2 separate regions of the Homo sapiens genome follow, and region 1 is linked to region 2. A link is a contact called in ENCODE Hi-C data. All regions are on one chromosome and are shown on one strand. Each heading gives the region's core, a stretch centred on a gene start or an enhancer-like site at or near the end of the contact. The rest is flanking DNA. Distances are from core to core; before and after follow the strand shown. Region 1 holds the start of MFAP1 (microfibril associated protein 1). Region 2 holds the start of LCMT2 (leucine carboxyl methyltransferase 2).

What was found. A loop is a pair of places that touch in the nucleus more often than their neighbours do. Pooled maps may share reads with other maps.
Region 1: a map of naive thymus-derived CD4-positive, alpha-beta T cell shows a loop between it and region 2 (28-fold over the local background). The contact joins the promoter of MFAP1 here to the promoter of LCMT2 in region 2. A Hi-C loop is called at or near these places in 1 of 168 maps with a recorded cell type or tissue (naive thymus-derived CD4-positive, alpha-beta T cell), 1 of 37 single-sample maps with no recorded cell type and 7 of 50 pooled maps.

Annotation. Positions count from the first base shown.
Region 1 is chr15:43,823,431-43,830,993 of GRCh38, reverse strand. MFAP1 (microfibril associated protein 1) reads left to right here and starts at 6,304. Exons shown (of 9, transcript NM_005926.3): 1 at 6,304-6,503. The coding sequence starts at 6,425. WDR76 (WD repeat domain 76) reads right to left here and starts at 3,992. Exons shown (of 13, transcript NM_024908.4): 1 at 3,902-3,992; 2 at 2,628-3,029. The coding sequence starts at 3,961. RefSeq lists a silencer at 3,964-4,023 and enhancers at 5,857-6,488, 6,241-6,500.
Region 2 is chr15:43,328,082-43,334,916 of GRCh38, reverse strand. LCMT2 (leucine carboxyl methyltransferase 2) reads left to right here and starts at 4,344. Exons shown (of 1, transcript NM_014793.5): 1 at 4,344-6,835. The coding sequence starts at 4,428. The coding sequence ends at 6,488. MAPDA (N6-Methyl-AMP deaminase) reads right to left here and starts at 4,245. Exons shown (of 13, transcript NM_001324366.2): 1 at 4,058-4,245; 2 at 2,917-3,017; 3 at 1,483-1,606. RefSeq lists enhancers at 4,204-4,253, 3,486-4,436.

The sequences.
Region 1 (7,563 bases), core at 5,055-7,554, 490 kb before region 2:
TCACTGCAACCTCTACCTCCTCAGTTCAAGCAATTATCCTGACTCAGCCTCCTGAGTAGCTGGGACTACAGGTGCCCACCACCATGCCTGGCTAATATTTGTTATATTTAGGAGAGACAGGCTTTCACCATGTTGGCCAGGCTGGTCTCCAACTCCTGACCTCAAGTGATCCACCCACCGTGGCCTCCCAAAGTGCCGGGAGTGCAGGCATGAACCACCATGGCCGGCCTAATTTTTGTATTTTTAGTAGAAATAGGGTTTCACCATTTTGGGCAGGCTGGTCTGGAACTCCTCATCTCAGGTGATCTGTCCACCTCCTTTTTTTTTTCTTTAGGAGCAACTCTATTAATGGACCTATTTCATTACATCAAACTAAAATCTGCTTTATATTTACCTTGTATTCTTCAGAATCTTTTTTTTTTTTTTTTTTTGAGACGGAGTTTCACTCTTGTTGCCCAGGCTGGAGTGCAACAGCACGATCTCGGCTCACCGCAACCTCCACCTTCCAGGTTCAAGAGATTCTCCTGCCTCGGCCTCCCTAGTAGCTGGGATTACAGGCCTGTGCCACCACGCCCAGCTAATTTTGTATTTTTGGTAGAGACGGGGTTTCTCCATGTTGGTCAGGCTGGTCTCAAACTCCCCACCTCAGGTGATCCACCTGCTTCAGCCTCCCAAGGTGCTGGGATTACAGGCGTGAGCCACCGAGCCTGACTTCTTCAGAATCTTACAGTCTAAGAGGCCAAAGGGATAACCTAATCCAGTGGTTATCAAAGTGCAGTCCTGGACTAACATCAGCGTCTCTAGGAAACTGTTAAATATGCAAATTGGGCTGGGTGTGGTGGCTCAAGCCTATAATCCTAGCACTTTGGGAGTCTGAGGTTGGAGGACTGGTTGAGCTCAGGAGCTTAAGACCAGCTTGGGCAACACCTCCCAACCTCCACCCCACAAACATCCCAACATCTCCATTAAAAAAAAAAAAAGAAAAGAAAGAAAGAAAAAGAAAAAAGATATGCAAATTGTATGCCCCAACTTCTGAATCAGAAACTGTTGGTGGGGCCCTGCAATGGAGTTTTAACAAACTCTCCATGTAATTCTGATATAGCCTAAAGTTTGAGAACCACAGATTTTATCCAATCCCCTAAGGTCATTTGCTTAAAGGAACAAGGTTTCTTAGAAGTACCCGTGCTAGGCCAGGCGCGGTGGCTCACGCCTGTAATTCCAGCACTTTGGGAGGCCGAGGCGGGCGGATCATGAGGTCAGGAGATCGAGACCATCCTGGCGAACATGGTGGAACCCTGTCTCTACTGAAAATATAAAAAATTAGCCGGGCATGGTGGCGGGCGCCTGTAATCCCAGCTACTCAGGAGGCTGAGGCAGGAGAATGGTGTGAACCCGGGAGGAGGAGCTTGCAGTAAGCCGAGATCATGCCACTGCGCTCCATCCTGGGCAACAGAACAAGACTCGTCTCAAAAAAAAAAAAAAAAAAAAAAAAAAGTGGCCATGCTAGGCTCTCAACCCCAAGTCCAATTCATTTAATACTTACCCCATGCTGTCCCACTATGAGTCCTGGTTCTTAACTCTGGGACGAGAAAGCATAAAGCAAACTTCTATTTCATAACAACAAGCCTTCAATTATAGTATCTCCCTTTCCCTAGGATCATTTTCTGTTTTCTGAGTTCCATCAACATTGTGTCATGTGCTATGTATGTTTTATCTTGTCCAGTTAAAATTTGTCACTTTGAATGGAGCACGGCGCTCCTGGTAGGCAGCAGAAGCCAAAAGAATTACAGACCAGGCTGGGCGCAGTGGCTCACCCCTGTAATCCCAGCACTTTGGGAGGCTGAGGCGGGTGGATCACAAGGTCAGGAGTTAGAGACCAGCCTGACAAACATGGTGAAACCCCGTCTCTACTAAAAACACAAAATTAACCAGGTGTGGTGGCACGCGCCTGTAATCCCAGCTACTCAGGAGGCTGAAGCAGGACAATCTATTAAAACTGGGAGGCCGAGGTTGCAGTGAGCCGAGATAGCGTCACTGCACTCTGGCCTGGGCGACAGAGCGAGACTCTGTCTCCAAAAAAAAAAAAAAGAAAAAAATTACACACCAAATTCCTTAAATTGATTGGAATTACACAGAACAAATGTGTTTCTCATGTATCTTACCTACTCTGTCATTTGTCTCGTTTTGCATTTAAAGGAAATATTATTCAACACAACCATAGAATCAATTTATGTTTCCCTACCCTGATATCAAAGGTCAGTCAATACCATGTCCCACAAACTGATGACTTCTGATATACTGTACATAAACATGTAAAGGTGAGAAAGGCACCATAAAGTATGACTAAACCCAAAAATATATGCAGTTAGTTTAGAGAAAGAAAAAAGGAAGCAGAGTAAAGATTAAGTCAATCCTTTCATTGACACATCAACAGCAAGAGCAAAAATAACCCAAGGAAGTTATTTGTTAAACCTTAAAAATAATAAAAATGTATTATTACATTTATACTTACATTAGATGATGAAATAACTTGTTTGTACCAGAGAGATCCTCGAAAAACTTCGATTTATCAGAACTTCAAATTTCAAAAAAGAGAAACCAGAACAAGCTACTAATTAAGTTCTTACCAGGGATGGTGTGGTATCTTCATCACTGTCTCCATCCTGACTACTTTCCACATCAACACTGAGATTCATCGCATCTGCCGTTCTCTTGGGTTGTAGCTTGTTACTTTCAGTATGAACAGCTGAGGATGAATTTTGCAGCGTGGATTCTGCCTTGGAAGATGTGTTTTTCATCTTTGGAGGTATAATCCTTCTGCAAGTTTTCTTTATTTTAGTCTTCTTACACGCCACTTCATTGTTAGAATTCTTTTCTGATAGGGATTTGGGGCACATAAGCTGGTCTAGCTGGTAATTACTGAGTGAAAAGGGGGCAAGATAGACCTTAGCTGTTTTTATTAAAACTGTAGTCTGTGCTGGTCTCAGAGACACATAAGCGATGTTTTGATTTTCTTTATATTCATTTACCTATTCAGATCAATAAAAGAAAACAGAATATTAGAACTCCAAGTCCTGTGCCTTTTCTTACAGGATCCCTAACAGATCTAATAATTCCCATTTCCCAAAGACAATATAAATCCAAATTGAGGCCAGGTGCAGTGGCTCACGCCTGTAATCCCAGCACTTTGGGAGGCCCAATCGGGCAGATCGCGAGGTCAGGAGATCGAGACCATCCTGGCTAACATAATGAAACCACCTGTCTCTACTAAAAATACAAAAATTAGCTGGGCATAGTGGCACACGCCTGTAGTCCCAGCTACTCAGGAGGCTGAGGCAGAAGAATCACTTGAACCCGGGAGACGGAGGTTGCAGTGAGCCGAGATCACACCACTGCCCTCCAGCCTGGGCAACAGAGTGAGACTTAAGCTCAAAAAAATAAATAAATCCAAATTGACACCCTTCGTAAGAAAACTTATTTTCCCCTCCAAAATCCTAGATATGTAATTCACTAACCTTAACCTCAGTAGAATTCACTTACTGGGCACATTTGCCCATAAGTTTTCCAGACCAATAATAATAATGACTAGCATTTGTGACTGGGGCAAATACCCCAACTGTCAGCTGCGGATTGTCTGGAATTATTTAAAGAGTGTGAAGCCGATCATAACTGTGGCAGAAGAAAACGCAGAAGGTTGAAGAAAGGGAATCCCAGATGTGACTCTCCCACTATTTCTCGGGTTATTGATAAGAACCTTTCGTCAAAGCTGAAGGCCTAAGGGCAGGGATCCCCCGCCTACCCCCGGTGCCAGGTGCCCTCGACCTCCTGGGCCTGTGTCCCGCATAACCCTCACAAAAACCGAGGCAGGAGCACACCTTGGAAGCACCAGTCCGTTTCTCACCTTCATCTGGGGTCGCTGTCTGGAGTCCGCCTTCTCAGCCGCCGCGCCCGACCTGGACATCTTTCGGCTTCTTAGCGGCCGGCGCCTTCCCGCCAAGATTGCGGCGGGAGGCCGGGAGGGGCGGGTCCGAGGCGGGGCGGAGCCCACTCAGATCCCCAGCGGCCGCAGCGCCAGAGCAGGAAGTTGGGGTTTTACGCGCGCTTCTTAAGAAGGCCGCCTTGGCCAGGCGCGGTGGCTCCCGCCTGTAATCCTAAGCACTTTGGGAGGCTGAGGCGGCGGATCACCTGAGGTCAGGAGTTTGAGACCAGCCTGGCCAACATGACGAAACCCCGTCTCTACTAAAATTACAAAAATTAGCCGGGCTTGGTGGCGCGTGCCTGTAATCCCAGTTACTCAGGAGGCTGAGGCAGAATTGCTTGAACCCAGGGGGCAGAGGTTGCAGTGAGCTGAGATCGCGCCATTGCACTCCAGTCTGGGCAACAAGAGTGAGACTCCGTCTCAAAAAAAAAAAAATGCTGTCTTAAAGCCCTAGACTCAAATTCTTTAGGGATGTCCTGGGGCTGAACTGACATTTTTACCTTTGACTGGTGATTTTGATTCTGGTGGTACTGGGATGTCGCTTTGAAAAACACTAACAGGCCGGGAGCGGTGGCTAACGCCTGTAATCCCAACACTTTGAGAGGCCGAGAGGAGTGGATCACTTGGGCCCAGGAGTTCCAAACCAGCCTGGGCAACATAGTGAGACCCCATCTCTATAAAAAATACAAAAATTAGCCCAGCGTGGTGTTGTACGTCTGTAGTCCCAGCTACTCAGAAGGCAGGGGTGGGAAAATGGCTTGAACCTAGAAGGATGAGGCCACAGTGAGCCGTGATTGCGCGGAACTCCAGCCTGAGCGACAGAGCAAGACCCTCTTCTATAAATAATAAAATAAGATTCTGGCTATTCTCTTTAAGGTTCCTTCTAGCCCAAAACTGTTTCCTTGGTTGCTTAGTTGGGTCCCACACTGTTCCTTGCCTGAGATTTGTCCAGTTTCATTTCTTCTCCCACTCAAGGCCCAATTGTAGAACACAGGTGAAGTAATTTGGGTTAATCATATTAATAGCAACTTCAAGGCCCCTCATGACTCAAAAATTACTGATAAAACCAAACTTTTCATGGTGTCCTGTATAAAACATACTGTTTCTGGACTTTAAGACTTTGTTCCTACTGTCCCTTGTCTCCCCCGCAGTTATAAAGTCCTTTCTACTGTGAAATGTGTCCTGACTTTCCAATTAGCCAATATTATATATATTTTTTAACACGACTCAGCTTGTAAATTGGAGCTGCTTCTGTTATTATCCTGTAAGTCCTTAAAGAGTTCTTAAATAGGCCGGGTGCGGTGGCTCACCTCTGTAATCCCAGCACTTTGGGGAGGCCGAGGTAGGTGGATCATCTGAGGTCAGGAGTTCAAGACCAGCCTGGGCAACATGGCGAAACCCTGCCTCTACTAAAAATACAAAAATTAGCCGGGAGTGGTGGCCCACGCCAACACTCAGCACTGTGGGAGGCCGGAGTGGGCGGATCACTTAAGCCTGGCCAACATGGTGAAACCTCGTCTCTACTAAAAATACAAAAATCAGCAGGGAGTGGTGGCAGGCGCCTGTAATCCCAGCTAATCAGAAGGCTGAGGCACGAGAATTGCTTAAACCCGGGAGGTGGAGACTGCAGTGAGCTGAGATCGAGCCACTGCACTCCAGCCTGGGTGACAGAAAAAGACAGTCTCAAAAGAATAATAATTACTTAGATATTTAAATACAAACATTTTCTAGCCAGGAATGTATTTTAATAGGTAGTTTCCAGAAACTGGAAAAACCTGAAAGCCTAAAAAAGTGGAGTTTTGGGATTTCAGGTGGGCAATGTCCCAGGCACCTCGGGAGTTTTTTTTTTTTTTTTTTCGGTCACTGGCCTAAATCAGCACCACCTGCCCTGTGAAACCAAATACCGCACCACAGCCCACCCTGGCCTTATGAACTAAGCTAATCGGATACTACTGGCAAGATTTTTATTCCATCAAACTCTACTTCTTCTGAGCTTTCAACAAGCCATTCAAACAGTAACTCACTGTCGCCTGAGTTTCTTATTCACTATACCGTTCTTGGCTTCAAACCAAGCTAACACGTAAAATCTTTCATTCGAACCTTCCTCACCGCAGAGTCCTAACAGCAAAGCCCAAAGGAAGCAAAATTTCCCGCCAAAAGCTGCTTCCAAATTCTGCGACGTAGAGGACATGCGGGCAGCCAATGAGCATGCGCAGAAACCGACTCGACTTCCTAGCTGTGGGCGCCCAAACGTCGTCCACCATCCCACAATCCTCTCGTCACGTATTTCCGGTTTATCTAGCTCAGCCGTAAGTAGTTTCTCTATCAGTCGCGCAGCTGTGTTCGCGGACTCAGGTGGAAGGAATTTCTTCTCTTCGTTGACGTTGCTGGTGTTCACTGTTTGGAATTAGTCAAGTTTCGGGAATCACCGTCGCTGCCATCAACATGTCGGTCCCAAGCGCTCTCATGAAGCAACCGCCCATTCAGTCTACGGCTGGGGCCGTCCCAGTTCGCAATGAGAAAGGTACGGTGCTAACACCCTCTTCCCAGTCGAATTTTAACCCCTTCCGGCCCCAGCAACCTCCAGACCTCTCCCGGACAGACCACTCCAACCCCGCCAGCTCTTGAGATCTGGCTGCCAGATTCTTCGATCTTTCCACCCCCACCCACTTGCATCCGATCTTGTTCCTGTGGCCTGCTCTCGTATTCAGCAAGCACCTCTCTTCTGTTAGCCTCCACAAATTCCTTAGACTAATGTTACATATATATAATATATATTACACATATAAAAACATTAGGAACTTAAGTATATATCAGAATATATATGTCTAATATATATATGCTAGAATATATGTATTAGTCTAATATATATTATGATTAGAATATAATATCACTAATTACATATAATTACAAGAATTTATGTATTATTAGTGTAATTACTTAGGAACTTAAGTATATTATTAATCTAATAATTAGGAACTTAAGTATATATCAGAATATGTATATAATATCAGACTAGATAGATAGATAGAGAATGCCTGTTGGCAGGGCATTGTGCGGGATACAGTCCCTCTTTTGCTGTCCATAGAAGTCTGCTTATGCTGCCCAGGCTGGACTCGAATTCCTGGGGCTCAGGCTGTCCTCCTGCCTCAGCCTCCCGAGTAGATGCCGCCGTATCTAGTCTCAACATGGCTTTTGAGAATTATCTTTGGATCCCTATACATCTAATTCATTCATCTTAACAGCTTATGAATTCCATTGTATAAAATAAACTGTAATCCACACTTTATTCCCTACTGAGAGGCAGGTGGTTGTCCCCTTGTTCAAAAAAGTGCTGCGGCCAGGCACGGTGTCTTATGCCCATAAACCCAGCACTTTGGGAGGCTGAGGCGGGCTGAACACCTGAGGTCAGGAGTTCAAGACAGCCTGGCGATCATGGCGAAACCCCGTCTCTACTAAAAATACAAAAAATTAGCCATGCATGGTGGTGGGTACCTGTAATCCCAGCTACTTGGGAATCTGAGGCAGGAGAATTGCTTGAACCCGGGAGGTGGAGGTCGCAGTGAGCAGAGATCGCACCATTG
Region 2 (6,835 bases), core at 3,095-5,594:
ATGTAAAAGCAAAGAAACAGGATTTTGTTAATTTTTTCTTTAAAAGGCAAAAGCTCCTCTAAAACTAACTTAAGTGTGTCTAAGGTGGGAAAACGATTAGTAAACAACATAAACTGGAAACAGGAAAAGACCTCAAGCTTATAAGAGGTGTACTAAAACCTGACATTTAGTAGAGTATATTCCTTAACTATTGGCACCTTCTATACAACGACTTCAAAAATTCAAAATTTTATAAGGCCTACTTTGGATAAAATATATATATATATATATATATATATATATAATTTTTTTGAGACAGTCTCCCTCTGTCACCCAGGCTGGAGTACACTGGCATGGTCTCAGCTCACTGCAGCCTCTATCTCCTGGGTTCAAGTGATTCTCCTGCCTCAGCTTCCCAAGTAGCTGGGATTACAGGTACATGCCACCACACCTGGCCAATTTTTGTATTTTTAATAGAGACAGGGTCTCACCATGTTGGCCAGGCTGGTCTCGAACTCCTGACCTCAAGTGATCCACCCGCCTCAGCCTCCCAAAGTGCTAGGATTACAGGCATGAGCCACCATGCCCGGCCAAAAATAAAATTTTAAATTTTGAATTGTTTAAAATATATAAAAGAAGAACAGAGGTGCTGGCATTAGATGGACCTAGGTTTGTCCTTTTACCAGCTCTACAGGTTAGAAGCTGTGTGGCCTTAGTCACTCACCTTCATGGCTTCAGTTTCTTTATTTACAAAAATGGGATTAAAAATGCAAAGTAGCAGTGACGATTAATAAAGTATTTTAAATTCCCCTCATCTATGTTCCCACATGAGCCAGTCACTGCCTTTAACTCAGCATTTAATCACACTGATATCTCAATCACTGATATACTTGTCTTTCTCTCTCACCAGACTGTAAGTTCCTTGAGGACAGGTCCTTTGAATTATTCCACCACTCTAACACTTAGCACAGTGCCTAGCACACTGTAGGTGATAAATCAATCATAATTTCCCTTCACTTCTGAAAGTGGTTTATAAGTGAAGATAAAATTCCAAGTGAAATTTAGTGATTTTCAAACTAGCCACCTTGACTCTCTGGGTTCTCACGTATTAATGAGGATGATGTTTAAGAATAACAGTTTCCATGTATTTGGAACCTAACAGGTATGTGACAAGCGCTTTTAATAATGTTATCTTTAATCCTTGAAATAACTTTGTGAAATATTACTGTATTGAAAATCAATAAATTGATACTGAGTGGGGTTAAATAAGTTACCAAGATATTAAAATGTACAATAAAGAAAGTAGTTTGTATAGGACTAAACATAGCCATAGAAATCCATAGAAAGGCCTACTTAGTATGAGATAAACATGGCATTTCAAAGTAATGCCATAGTAAGTGCTTAATAAATAGTAAAAAATGAAAAAGATGGACTATTTAATCAATGGCATTTAATATCTCTACCGAAAAACATAAATGATTTAATTAAAATGGAAAAACATACCTTTTTTTTTTTTTCTTTTGAGACAGGATCTTACTTTGTTGCCCAGGCTGGAGTGCAGTGTCACGATCACAGCTTGCTGCAGTCTCAAGCTTCCAGACTCAAGCGATCCTCCCACTTCAGCCTCCTAAGCAGCAGAGATCACAGGCATGCACCACAATGCCCATCTAATTTTATATAAAATTTTTTTTGTAGAGACGGGGTCTCACCATGTTGCCCAGGCTGGTCTCAAACTCCTGGGCTCAAGTGATCCACCAGCCTGAGCTGGGATTACAGGAGCGAGCCACTGCGCCCGGCCAGATTTTCAATTTTACTCCAGGATCCTGACCTTAATTTGTGCCCCATTCAAACCATCCTCCAGACTGACCTTTAACTAGCTGTGAGTAAATTTACTGACCCACTGGCTACAATGTTAACCTATGGAAATTAAAAAGCAACTAAGCAATCATAATCTTTACACATTAAAAAAAATTGTTGTTCCTTGCCTAAAACATGGATACCAACAACAGCATGCCATGACAAATTTAACTTTTCTGGACTGGTTTTGCTCTGGGACGGAAGGCAACAAACACTGGGATAAGATCCACGTTAGTAATACTTCATCAATATTAGAGCAGGGCCAGAAGCAAGTATCCTGTCTCCCAGGGAACTTTTTTCATGCTCCCACCTACTCCCCCAAAAGGGAACTCAGAATAAAAAAAAATTTGTTACTGTTTATTATGCACTTACCATGAGCCAGGCACTGTGGTGTCTTAGATAGTTATTTTGTTTAAATCCTCACAACAACCCCTGAGATATTATTATCCCCATTTTATATAAGAATAAACTGAGATTTAAACAATGGCCCCTCCTCCCCCGGCCTAAATCATAAGGCATCGAAATCAGAAATTTTACTCCATTCTCTTTCTTCTTTAATTACTTTTCTTGATCTGGTCTTTGCAAAACAAGTAGTATTTTTGACATAACACCTACATTTTAGGAACCTGTCATTAAATAAATTTGTTTCTATGGTGCTACGTATTTTTCAAAGTCCTTCAACTTTTTTTTTTTTTCTATTTGCCCCTCAATCAACCCTGAGATACCTCACGAAGCAGTACTTAATCTCATTTTAGAGGTGAGGATCCACTGACCCAGCAGGCATAGGTGAGCCCTTCTTCTAATCCCTTCAGAAGCAATTCTCAAACTGCTCAAATGTTCCATCAGATCTGAATGCCTTACACTAAACTGACAACTCTGTCACCAACTTTACAGAGAAAACAGAAGCCATCAGGTGCAAATTCCTTCTTTTTCTCTCTGCCCTACCTCACACCTGAGCTTATGATTATCCATAATCTTTTTTTTACCCCATCAGGAGTCACAGATAAAGGATTCATTCTCCTATCCCCACAACTAATACGTGCCCAGGATCCCATTTCTATCTATTCCAAGTTACTCTACCAGTGAGTTGTCTTCTCATTTTTCTGTTCCTTCAACCTCTCCCTCTCCACTAGCTGGTTTCCCTCACAGGACCAACACGCATGTGCAGTATTTGCTTCCACCTGAAAACAAAACAAAAGACTCTTTTATCCCACAATATTCTTTAGCCACTGCCCTGACCCTTTTTTCCTTCTGAGTTAAGCTCCTCGAAAGTATAATAATTTAGACTGGATACCTCCTTTAACTCACCTCCTATTCACTGAAACATGGATTCTGCCCTTATTGCTCCACAGAAACTGCTCTCCCTAAGGCCATTAATGAGCTTTTAAACACCAAATCTAAATGTCACTTTTCAATTACCGAATCTTTATCCTGATCCAAACCTTTTCTTTCTTATTTCATTTTGTTCCACAAGAAAACATTGGAAAATACGAAACTTTTTCTTGACTCCAGTATCCAAATCTGCTGGACTCCAAAACTCACACTCTTAACCATTATGCAGTACCACCTGTAGTTAACCATAAAGTTATCTGATTTCCTTTTCTATTTCAGCCAGTCAGTCACCAAATCCCAGTGAACAAATGATAAATTTCCTAAATGTCTCTGGAAGTGGTTTCCTATGGATGACTCCCAGACACCCAATTTAGAAACTTTATGATTATTCTGAAGTCTAACCTGGATTTACTCCTTAAAAACAAAGCTCAGAACATATCACAGGGAACAATCACCTCTCTTCAGTGACTCCCCTTTCTGGGGACATATTCAACACTACTTTAAAATCCACAGAATTCTCCAAGGCGGTGTGATGAGAAAGAGAGGCTGAGTGGTTTATTCACCGTCAGTCTAACATAGGGCTGGGAATACAAGGGAATCAACAGTCTACTATCTGTGGGGAAACGTCTTCTTGTTAGGTGTCTATAAATTATTTGTAAAGGTCGGTTTCTTCAGTTTGCACCCTGGCCTTAGTGACTTGTTTTCAAGTTTTAAATGGGGTTCTCTTTTGCAACTGTGAGAGCATTAAATAAATCAGCAACTATTAGCACCCAAGGAAGCTAACTAATCCTTGCCTACTGAAGGTCCGTGGTGCCGACCCTTCTTGGCTCCTACCAGACCCTTCCTTGGCGGTCCAAGGAAGCCAAGTCGTCAGTCCCCACAGACTCACCTCTTAGAGATTTCTCAACTACAAGGACTTAGGCAAGGTTTCCCTTTTGACTGGAAGGCTTGTAGAAACGTGACAACCCGCCTTCCCTAACACTCATGTCACAGCGGTAGCGGACCGTATTCTGGGACAAATGGAACTCACGACATTCCAAAGAAAGGTCAGCCGCAAGCGAACTTAGCACTGGCTACACCCTCCTCAATTCTGGTTGGCGAGATGCGCTCTTCCCGGAAGTGACGCACAAGTGCCGGCGGAAGGGGAAGTCCAGGAGCATGGGTGGTTTTTTTCCCCCTACCGAGGTCCGTGAGGTGTGTGCTAACCAAGGGGCGGCTCACAACCGTGACAGACTGCCATTCCTGAGTCTCTTCTGGCCATGGGCCCCCGGAGCCGTGAGCGTCGGGCAGGCGCGGTACAGAACACCAACGACAGCAGCGCCCTCAGCAAGCGTTCCCTGGCCGCGCGCGGGTACGTGCAGGACCCCTTTGCCGCGTTGCTGGTTCCGGGCGCGGCGCGCCGCGCACCGCTCATTCACCGAGGCTACTACGTCCGCGCACGCGCCGTGAGGCACTGCGTGCGCGCTTTTTTGGAGCAGATTGGCGCGCCCCAGGCCGCGCTTCGCGCGCAGATCTTGTCTCTCGGCGCTGGCTTCGACTCGCTCTATTTTCGCTTAAAAACCGCGGGCCGCCTGGCCCGGGCTGCAGTCTGGGAGGTGGATTTTCCGGACGTGGCGCGGCGCAAAGCAGAAAGGATTGGAGAGACGCCAGAGCTGTGCGCGTTAACCGGGCCTTTCGAGAGGGGGGAGCCCGCGTCCGCGCTGTGCTTTGAGAGCGCAGACTACTGCATCCTGGGTCTGGACTTGCGGCAGCTCCAGCGAGTGGAGGAGGCCCTGGGCGCCGCGGGGCTCGACGCAGCCTCACCCACTCTGCTCCTGGCCGAGGCGGTGCTGACCTACCTCGAGCCGGAGAGTGCCGCGGCCCTCATCGCCTGGGCAGCCCAGCGTTTTCCTAATGCCCTTTTCGTGGTCTATGAGCAGATGAGGCCTCAAGACGCCTTTGGCCAGTTCATGCTGCAACATTTTCGGCAGCTAAACTCCCCCCTGCATGGCCTGGAGCGTTTTCCTGACGTGGAGGCGCAGCGGCGCCGCTTCCTTCAAGCTGGCTGGACCGCCTGCGGTGCCGTGGACATGAATGAATTCTATCACTGCTTTCTTCCCGCAGAAGAACGCCGGCGGGTGGAAAATATTGAACCCTTTGACGAATTTGAGGAGTGGCATCTGAAGTGCGCCCATTATTTCATTCTGGCAGCTTCTAGGGGAGACACCCTCTCCCACACCCTAGTGTTTCCATCCTCAGAGGCATTTCCTCGCGTAAATCCTGCTTCGCCTTCAGGGGTATTCCCTGCCAGCGTAGTCAGTAGCGAGGGCCAGGTCCCAAACCTGAAGAGATATGGCCACGCCTCTGTCTTCTTGAGCCCAGACGTTATTCTCAGTGCAGGAGGATTTGGAGAGCAGGAGGGGCGGCACTGCCGAGTGAGCCAGTTTCACTTGCTCTCAAGAGATTGTGACTCTGAATGGAAAGGCAGCCAAATAGGCAGTTGTGGGACTGGAGTTCAGTGGGATGGACGCCTTTATCACACCATGACAAGACTCTCAGAGAGTCGGGTTCTGGTTCTGGGAGGGAGACTGTCCCCAGTAAGTCCAGCCTTGGGGGTTCTCCAGCTTCATTTTTTTAAGAGTGAGGATAATAACACTGAGGACCTGAAAGTGACAATAACAAAGGCTGGCCGAAAGGATGATTCCACTTTGTGTTGTTGGCGGCATTCAACAACAGAAGTGTCCTGTCAGAATCAGGAATATTTGTTTGTGTATGGGGGTCGAAGCGTGGTGGAACCTGTACTAAGTGACTGGCATTTCCTCCATGTAGGGACAATGGCTTGGGTCAGGATCCCAGTGGAGGGAGAAGTACCTGAAGCCCGGCATTCTCACAGTGCCTGCACTTGGCAAGGGGGAGCCCTTATTGCTGGAGGTCTCGGGGCTTCTGAGGAGCCATTGAACTCTGTGCTCTTTCTGAGACCAATCTCTTGTGGATTCCTCTGGGAGTCAGTAGACATCCAGCCTCCCATTACCCCAAGGTACTCCCACACAGCTCATGTGCTCAATGGAAAGCTGTTACTGGTTGGAGGGATCTGGATTCATTCCTCCTCATTTCCTGGAGTGACTGTGATCAATTTGACTACAGGATTGAGCTCTGAGTATCAGATTGACACAACATATGTGCCATGGCCATTAATGTTACACAACCATACTAGTATCCTTCTTCCTGAAGAGCAACAGCTCCTGCTCCTTGGAGGTGGTGGGAACTGCTTTTCCTTTGGTACCTACTTCAACCCCCATACAGTCACATTAGACCTTTCTTCCTTAAGTGCTGGGCAGTAAGGACTGGACTAATATTCAGGACCCACTAAAGTAGACAATAAAGTTTTCCACAAATAGGATGACCCTCTAGCTATAGATACTGCCACTCCTCCTTTCCCCATCCTTTTTTTCCCTTAGCACTATTCAGTGCAAAAAGTGAAAAAGGTTGGTAAAATAGGTAAAATACCTAGAAACAATCACTACAGAAAACAGCTGAAGACAGTGGCCATGCAGTCCGAGAGGAGTAGTGGTCTGCCTCTAATTTTCTAATCTAAGTTCGTTTATTGAGTTACAGTGGTCTTTAGTAAAGTAAAACAATTTCCCAATCCCAGGCCTTGTGATTTGAGATGGTACCTTAGAAAAAGTTA